3 separate regions of the Homo sapiens genome follow, and all the other regions are linked to region 3. A link is a contact called in ENCODE Hi-C or POLR2A ChIA-PET data. All regions are on one chromosome and are shown on one strand. The core of a region is the stretch at or near the end of the contact, and the rest is flanking DNA. Distances in the headings are between cores, read along the strand shown.

Evidence for each region. A loop is a pair of places that touch in the nucleus more often than their neighbours do. ChIA-PET counts read pairs that join two places held with the same protein, here RNA polymerase II (POLR2A). Pooled maps may share reads with other maps.
Region 1: a map of astrocyte of the cerebellum shows a loop between it and region 3 (5-fold over the local background). The contact joins the enhancer-like site here to the promoter of BICRAL in region 3. A Hi-C loop is called at or near these places in 1 of 168 maps with a recorded cell type or tissue (astrocyte of the cerebellum) and 4 of 50 pooled maps. POLR2A ChIA-PET finds 5 or more read pairs at or near these places in 29 of 52 experiments (AG04449, AG04450, B cell and 23 more).
Region 2: a loop to region 3 is called in a map with no recorded cell type, with 8 times the contacts of the local background. The contact joins the enhancer-like site here to the promoter of BICRAL in region 3. A Hi-C loop is called at or near these places in 3 of 168 maps with a recorded cell type or tissue (CD4-positive, alpha-beta T cell, gastrocnemius medialis and naive thymus-derived CD4-positive, alpha-beta T cell), 2 of 37 single-sample maps with no recorded cell type and 10 of 50 pooled maps. POLR2A ChIA-PET finds 5 or more read pairs at or near these places in 20 of 52 experiments (A549, A673, B cell and 16 more).

What each region holds. Positions count from the first base shown.
Region 1 is chr6:42,691,275-42,693,974 of GRCh38, forward strand. It overlaps UBR2 (ubiquitin protein ligase E3 component n-recognin 2), which reads left to right. Exons shown (of 47, transcript NM_001363705.2): 47 at 1-2,231. Among named protein-coding and RNA genes, the nearest start is that of PRPH2, 30 kb to the right of the region's middle. Within about 2 kb of position 1,422, at least 11 of the 41 ENCODE cell types and tissues checked have a DNase peak (open chromatin) inside an H3K27ac peak, as active enhancers do; they include CD8-positive, alpha-beta T cell, where a contact is called at or near this core.
Region 2 is chr6:42,660,402-42,663,101 of GRCh38, forward strand. UBR2 (ubiquitin protein ligase E3 component n-recognin 2) reads left to right here. Exons shown (of 47, transcript NM_001363705.2): 31 at 1,783-1,876. Among named protein-coding and RNA genes, the nearest start is that of PRPH2, 61 kb to the right of the region's middle. Within about 2 kb of position 1,355, at least 3 of the 41 ENCODE cell types and tissues checked have a DNase peak (open chromatin) inside an H3K27ac peak, as active enhancers do; they include gastrocnemius medialis, where a contact is called at or near this core.
Region 3 is chr6:42,780,727-42,783,426 of GRCh38, forward strand. It overlaps BICRAL (BICRA like chromatin remodeling complex associated protein), which reads left to right and starts at 1,326. Exons shown (of 13, transcript NM_001393499.1): 1 at 1,326-1,375. RefSeq lists enhancers at 2,135-2,700, 2,681-2,700 and a silencer at 2,261-2,600.

The DNA of each region.
Region 1 (2,700 bases), core at 172-2,671, 89 kb before region 3:
AAACTTTCCTTCCCAGTTTTATAGTTTCTGGTTCTGAGGACTGATGAAAATCATCTTCCATCAGCAGATTTTCTTGCACTGTTTGCTGTGCCCCTCAAATATAATGTCTTGGGTTTTAAGATCGAGCAAGGAGCTTCTCTTCCTAGATTGGATCCCAGCCCCTTTGTGGGGGTCTGACTGCATAGTCCCAGCCATTATGTGATATTTCACGTTATTGATGATAGTGAACCGTGGGTCCGAAGCTGACTCAACGGAGGCAGGGAACAAAGTCTCTGTGGTCTGTTGGGTCATACTTCCTGGTTCCACTGAGTGGCCCAACACTGGGACTGGGTTGGTGTCCCCTCTGCTGACAGGACCCTACTCCTAGGAGCAAAGTGGTTGATTTTGAAGGCAGTGTTCCCTTCTCTCCATTGACTATGAGAGAGTTGGGGGACACACATGCAGAAGAAGCCCGTGGGGAGAAGGTGGATTCCTGGTGTGCTGGCTGGTTTTTCAGGGCTGTTAGAGGTTTTTTTTTTTTCTTTTTTTTTTTATGGCAAGACTTTTGGCTTTGAGAAAACTCACTTAGAGGGCTTTCCAAAAACTTAGGATGGTCTAAAAAATTAGGATATTCTTTTAGAATTAGGAAGAAAAATTAGGATATTCTAAAAGAATATGGATTAAAAATTTAGGATATTCTTTTAGATATCCTAATATCTAGATGAGAGGCCTTCCTTCATAAGATCTGGTTGTTTGGGCTGTGGTTGGCATAAGTGATATTTATTTTGGCCTCTGTCACATCCAGTTTCTTGAGCTTTTAAGGTAAGCTTCTTTTGGCTTTTTTTCAGATGTTCACCAAGCTTAAGTTTAAAATAATAGGTATTCTAAAAGAGTATCCTAATTTTCTTATCTGTATTCTTTTAGAATACCCTAATGTTTCAGACAGTGATATTCTCTTGTTATTTCTAAGGCTAAATTGGCAGAGTATATCATCTAAAGCCAAACACTGAAGAAGGTGAGAACCCACTCCCACCCAGCCAGCATTTCCTGGAACAGACAAGCTGCTGCTTCCTTGCTGGCTCACTTAGTGCATTCCTGGGATGGTCTGGCACCCAGGCTTTTTATTCTTTTTGATCATTGTTCTTACTGAGGTGCCTTCCTAGAACAAGAGCCACTTACAAAATAGCTTATAATTATTATGTACCACACAACTACTATTGTTTGATGTATGACTGCTGAGAGCTTGAATACATGCAGAGAGTGACTGAAGACTTAGTAGAGGAATAAATTCTGAGCCTGTCTAAGGTGGGGCTAAGGAACAGATGAGTAATAAGAGGCTCTTGGATTTTTTTAACCAATGCAACTGACCCTTTCAATCAGTTTTCTTTGAATTACATCTACAAGTTTTGTTCCACTCAGCTACCAGTCAACTAGGCATGCTCCACAGTATCACAGGAAGAAGGTCAGAAATCTGGAACTGAAGCTAAAAGAAGTGAGGATGTAGAAGCCACATTCCTCTCCAAGGTAGTGTGTGAAAGAACCGCCCCCTCTTGACAGGAGGATGACCGTCGCCATTCTTGCGTGGGACTGACTCACCCAGCTGAGAGGAGGACCAATAGAAAGAAAATTCACATTTGAGTCCACCTCTCTCCCCCTTTTTCTGGCCTTCATTCATAAGATCTGGTTGTTTGGGCTGTAGGTGGCATAATTCATGTTTATTTTGGCCTCTGTCACATCCAGTTTCTTTAGCTTTTAAGGTAAGCTTCTTTTGGCTTTTTTTCATATGTTCACCAAGCTAAAATTTAAAATAATAAGACCAGGTTTCTCTCTGTACAAGTGGATTATAAACATTTTCACCAAATCATAACAATACTCCAGCTTTCCGGTCCGACTTCCTAGGAGCCTGGAGTTAGCAAAGGTTGTCTCTGGATTTCATTCTCTGAGAATATCACAGAGCCTGGGAGAAGATGAATTTACATGAAATTGCAACATACACACCTTTTTATTTTCTGGTGTTAAGCTAGTTGTCTTTCCTACCTTACAAATCATGTTAGTTTTATGATTTGTTCCGCATGTTTTATGTTTATTGTAGAAATGTTTATATAACATACGCTTTCCATATCAGGGAAAATCATATCTGTTTAATAAATTGGCTATAACTTTAATATCTGTGGACAACTTGTAAAATTTGGAATGTATCATATGTAAAAAGTTTAAAGATATCCAAATAAATGCTTTAGGTGTTGGCATTACTTTTGGTTAGCATATATCTTTCTGTTTCATTTTACACATTTACCTGCCACAGCAAGGTGCCCGTGTCACCTTGCTACAAATATAGTGGGATATCTGTATTAGCTTTAAATTTAAGAGGGTTATATTATTATGGCCACTAGCCAAACTATCTTGACCTTCTCAGAGAAAGTGTGATCATCATTTCAGCTGATTAAGTTTCATATTCATTAGCCATGACAGCGTGTGACCTTTGTGGACCATTTTGGAACTCAAATCACTGGGAAACAGGGCACTCCAAGACCTGTGTCTGGGTTTAAACTCTTGTTCATCCTTACCTGGTGATCTCAAGGTCCTTGTCCTTACACACTCCCCTAGTGTGCTGGCTGGTTTTTCAGGGCTGTTGGAGGTTTTTTTTTTCTTTTTTTTATGACCACTTCCTGCTTTTGAGAGAGAGACATAGAAAGGCAGCTACACTGTCTTCCTAGGGGA
Region 2 (2,700 bases), core at 105-2,604, 120 kb before region 3:
AGTCCGCACATGATTTTGTCCACCACAGACACATTTATTTCTCTGCTTGTAGGTTGTGCTCTGTGTGCGTGTGCTTCAGCGATACCCAGTAAACTTCTTGAGAGTAGGAACTGTGTCTTGGGAATTCCCAGAGCACTGCTTTAACCAGTGCCTTTCACACTGCAGCGTGAAAGGAGGTTTGAGAGCCCACTTTTAGAGTTGCCTTCTCTCTGTAAAGAAAGTCTTTGCATCCTACTTATGAAAGGTTGGTCTGCTTCATCTTTAAAAATGGTCATTTAGGCTGGGTATGGTGGCTCATGCCTGTAATCCCAGCACTTTGGGAGGCCGAGGCAGGTGGATCACCTGAGGTCAGGAGTTCAAGACCAGCCTGGCCAACATGGCGAAACCCCATCTCTACTAATAGTACAAAAAAAAAACTAGCCAAATTTGGTGGCACGCGCCTGTAGTCCCAGCTACTCAAGAGGCTGAGGCATGAGAATTGCTTGAACCTGGGAGGCAGAGGTTGCAGTGAGCCGAGATTGCACCACTGCCCTCCAGCCTGGGCAACGGAGCGAGACCCTGTGTGGTTTTTTTGTTTGTTTGTTTGTTTGTTTTTAAAAAAAAAAAAAAAGGCCAGGCGCAGTGGCTCATGTCTGTAATCCCAGCACTCTGGGAGGCCAAGGCAGGCAGATCACAAGGTCAGGAGATCAAGACCATCCTGGCTAACACAGTGAAACCCCATCTCTACTAAAAAATACAAAAAAAAATTAGCCAGGCGTGGTGGCAGTTACCTGCTACTCGGGAGGCTGAGGCAGGAGAATGGCGTGAACCCAGGAAGCAGAGCTTGCAGTGAGTCGAGATCGCGCCACTGCACTCCAATCTGGGCGACAAAGCGAGACTGTCTTAAAAAAAAAAAAGATATTTAAACTAGGTGCTTTATAAATTTCATTCCAGGCCAAAGACAAAGTTGCTAATTTTATTTAACTTATTACTTCTGAAGAAAAAGCATTAGCTGGCTATAAGTGGATTTTCTTAATGCTTTGACATTTGCACTGTTCTAGTGTTAAAGCAAATTAAAACTATTAAAGCAAATTAAAAGTAGTTCTTTCTAGAGTGTTAGGAAATTTCGAAGATTATACTAATTTATATAAAGAATTCAAAAATTCCAAAAGAAGCCAGACATCCATCTTGTTTTTCATGATTTTTCATCCCCTTTGAATATAAAAATTAGCACCAGGACAGAAGACTCTGAATTACCTTTTTTCCCCCCATCTGATCTGGTCTGTGCTTAGATTTTTTGTTGTCACTTTGGCTCTGATGTGATTATTCGCTGTATGAGTGTTGTTAGGCAGTCTGTCCTCTAGGGGGCGCCCCGTTACTGCCAAAACATTTTTTATTAGCGATCATTTTAACCCAGCTGCCCTGAACGCACATAAGGCAGCCCCATGAAGAGAGTAGCTCTTTTACCTGGAGCTCAGGGTACAATGGGAGGAATTGGAATATCTCAGCACCCTGAAAGTGTGAAATGTTCAAAAGATTGGATATATTTAAATTCATAGTTCTAATTTCAGTTTAACAATTTGAGAATGTTTAATTAATTTGCTGTGGGTGGTGAAAATTAGAGAGTCCTACTTTCTAAATAATCCAAGGTGTTGCATAAATTGGTATCTCAGAGGAATAAACTAGCATTTCATTTCAAATTTCAAGTCTTTATCAAGGATTTTACAATTTAAAGTTACACATTTGTTATAGGAAAATTAAATGCTTCACTTTTGTTTTGTTTTGTTTTGTTTTGTAATGCAGAAAAATATGATCCATTATTCATGCACCCTGATCTGTCTTGTGGAACACACACTAGTAGCTGTGGGCACATTATGCATGCCCATTGTTGGCAAAGGTAATGTATATTCTTAATATTTGTCAAGAGAAGTTTATCTAAGGGCTCAATATTTTTTAAATAGAGGAAATTTCATTCTAGAAAAAAGGAAAAGAACTAAAAATGTTGAAAAAATCCGTATCATTGCCTAATAAATAACAAAAGTTATTTGCCTTGTCATAGATGTAAAGTGTATGTCAGATATGTTTTTTAATTTAGCTTTATATCCAAGTCTCTTCTATATCTTCCAAAGAAGGAAGTGGATCTGTATCAGTCTGTGGATGAAGAAAAGGGTTTTTACAGTAGGATAAACTCTAGAAGGGTAATGTTGTCTTTCTTTGGGTCCAGGGTGGACAACTTTTGATTCCATAGATGTTAGTACTTGCTTTGTTACTTCCCAAAATTGTAATGGCTCCCTGTGATGAGATGTCCTGAATTTGTTCTACCTTGGTGTTTCCTATGCTTCTACAAAACCAACAAATCAATAATACTATTATTCTAGAACTATGCTCACCCAGTTATCATGAACTACCCCTAACAACTAGCCACCACATTGTAGTCCCAGCTACTTGGGAGGCTGAGACAGGAGAATTGCTTGAATGTGGGAGGTGGAGGTTGCAGTGAACCAAGATTGTGCAACTGCACTCCAGCCTGGGCGACAGAGCAAGACTCCATCTCAAAAACAACAACAACAACAAAAAAAAAACAAATAGCCACCAGCCTTGGGGAAGTGGCAAGAGAACAATGACACCAAGAAATTTTTGTTGCTGCTTTGTGAATGCTTTTTTACATGGCAGTCTTTTTTTTTATTTTACTCTTTTAGAACTTTTAATCCATTTGGATTT
Region 3 (2,700 bases), core at 76-2,575:
GTTGTTGTTGTTGTTGTTTTGTTTTGTTTTTGTTTGAGTCTTGCTGTGTCGCCCAGGCTAGAGTGCAATGCGCGATCTCCGCTCACTGCAACCTTTGTCTCCCGGGTTCAAGCGATTCTCCTGCCTCAGCCTCCCGAGTAGCTGGGATTACAGGAGCCCACCACCACGCCCAGCTAATTTTTGTATTTTTAGTAGAGACAGGGTTTCACCATGTTGTCCAGACTGGTCTCGAACTGCTGACCTCAGGTGATCCACTCGCCTCGGCCTCCCAAAGTGTTGGAATTACAGGCGTGAGCCACCGCGCCCGGCCTGGGCCACATAATCTAAATACTTTGGATACTAGATAGTTTACAGAGAAGTTTCAACAATTTGAGATTTGAGATTAAAAATAGGTGGTAGTTATACTTGGACCAAAGAATGTTAAAAGATTGACTAGCTCTCTTTTAAGAATGAGGGGGTTATGTAATGAAAATTCCGCAAATATAGAGATAAAAGATATCTACATAAAGAGAAGGCAGTAGAAAATGAATGTTTTGAGAGTGATTTACTCTGCCTCACCTTCCTTTTAGTCACTGAAGTTTTGTTTTCCTTTTTAATGTTCACATACGGGCTTCACAGGTAAGGTTTCAAGAATTTTGGAATGGACAAAGAGTGTTGCAAAGGAAAGCTTAGTACATTTGAAAGTTAGGATGAACCAGTTATTTGCCTAATAACTAAGTTAAAAGTCGTTTTGGTTTTTAAAAAGCATATGCAAAACGTATTCACTGAGGCTTGCTCTAATTAGAGTTCTAAACAAATCTTGTAGGGTTTTTTTTTTTTGTCTTTAATCTCCCCCCTTCCCGTGTCAAGTTAAACTGGGTGGGTGGGTGGGTGTGTGTGTGTGTGTGTGTGTGTGTGGAGAGAGAGCCTGCAAGAGAATTAGCACGCACCTCGTGGATCTTAGTAATTGTTTTAAAGCCAAATAAAACTGTTTCTTGAATAAACCAATACATTTCTGAAGTTGAAAAGAATCCCAAAGGAAACGAATGAACATCCTTGCAGCTTGATTTTCCAAAAAAAAAAAAAAAAATTTTTTAAATTAAAAAAATCCTAATCTCCACATTTTTTGCCAGGCGAGAACCGAAGTTTGGAGGTAGACGAGCAGGCGAGCGGTTTGCCCGGGCGCAGAGCATGAAGGCCGGGCGGGCGCGGGGAGCGGCGCCCCGGCCCGGCGCGGGGGTGAGCGAGAGAGAGAGCGGAGCGCGTGTGGCCGGCGCCGCTCGGCCGGGAGCTCCCGCGCTCCGGCCCCCGGCCCCGCGCCCGCCGCCGCCGCCGCCGCCGCCCCTGTTGCGATGGCGCAGAAACCCCGTTGACAAGGCACTGCTTTTTCATGACGGTGAGTTTCCCTTTGAGTGTATTATAATTTTGTGATAAAAATTTCAAGGAGAAAAAAAAAACACACAACCTCCTTCCTCTGCCTCTTTCCTTCGGGGAGGGGAAAAGCGAGGGAGGGGGGGCTGGAGATCTGTCTCCAGACTGAAAAGAAAGGAGCAAATTAAACACCGAGTTGCCAAAACCAGGATATTAGGTTTCAGCCCAGAGAGCTATTGGCTAAGGCTGTGTTTTTTTTTTTTTTTTGGGGGGGGGTGGGTTTGTGGGTGGGTGATGGTGGTGGTGGGTGGATGTTTAATGGACACGGAGAAAAGGGGAATCGAGTGTTTATGCCTTTCCCAGCGCTGCCGGGGCCCCGGGAAGACCAAGTTCAGTGTCTCGGGCGGGGGCGCAGGCGGGCAGGGGGCGGCGAGGCCGGGCCGGGGGCGCCTCGGCGGGGTGGGGGCCCGGCGCCTTTCTTTTTCCTTTTTTTTCTTTTCCGCGGATGCAAATTTCTGGAGCGGGGAGAGGGAGAGCCCGGGAAGGGGGTGGCGTGGCGGTTGGTGGTGGGGAGGGGAGGGGAGGGAAGCCTTTTAATGACTCATTGATTGAGCCGGTTTAAAATTAGTTGTGTGCGCGAGTGTGAGTGTGTTTTCCGCCCCCCGGAGCCGCCGGGAGCCGGGAAGGAGGGAGCAGGGCTCGGCGAGGGGAAGACGGCGCGGCGGGGCCGCGAGCAGGGGGCAGGGAGGGCCTGGAGTGACGGCGGGCGAGGAAGAAAAATAAGCTTTTCCAATCTCCTCCCCTCTGTTTTCCCCCCCTCGTTTCTTTTCTCTCTCGGAAGCTCTAGGGTGTGAATCACATTTTCTTTCTTCTCGGCAAAATGGACCCCGCGTCTGGGGAGGGGGAGGGGAGAGGGTGGGGAGGGAGGCGGCGGAGACGGGGTTTATTTTTCATCCTGGCTTCCCCATTCCCGCCGCATCTGCGGGCGGCCGCGGCGAGGAGAGCAGGTCCGGGGTGCGGCGGGGAGAGCTCGGGGCAGGCGAGTCGCCCCGGCCCCGTTCCCGCTCCCGCTCCGAGCCCGCGGCGGCGGCGCGCACCTGCCGCGGGACTGCCCCTTCCCAGCCGCCTCGCTGCCTTTTCGAAGCACCGCCGAGGATCCGCGGCCGCGTCCGGCCGAGCCCCCAGCCGCGCGGAGGACCGGCGGCCCAGCCGGGCGTCTCCTGCGAGGCCCGCGCTGTTCGCCGCGCCGGCCAGAAGAGATGTGCGGCTGGGACGGCGCATTTTTGGCCGAGTGCGCGCGGGCGTTATGCTGTTCGCGCCCCCCCGAGTCGCCCCAAATGCGGGATATTG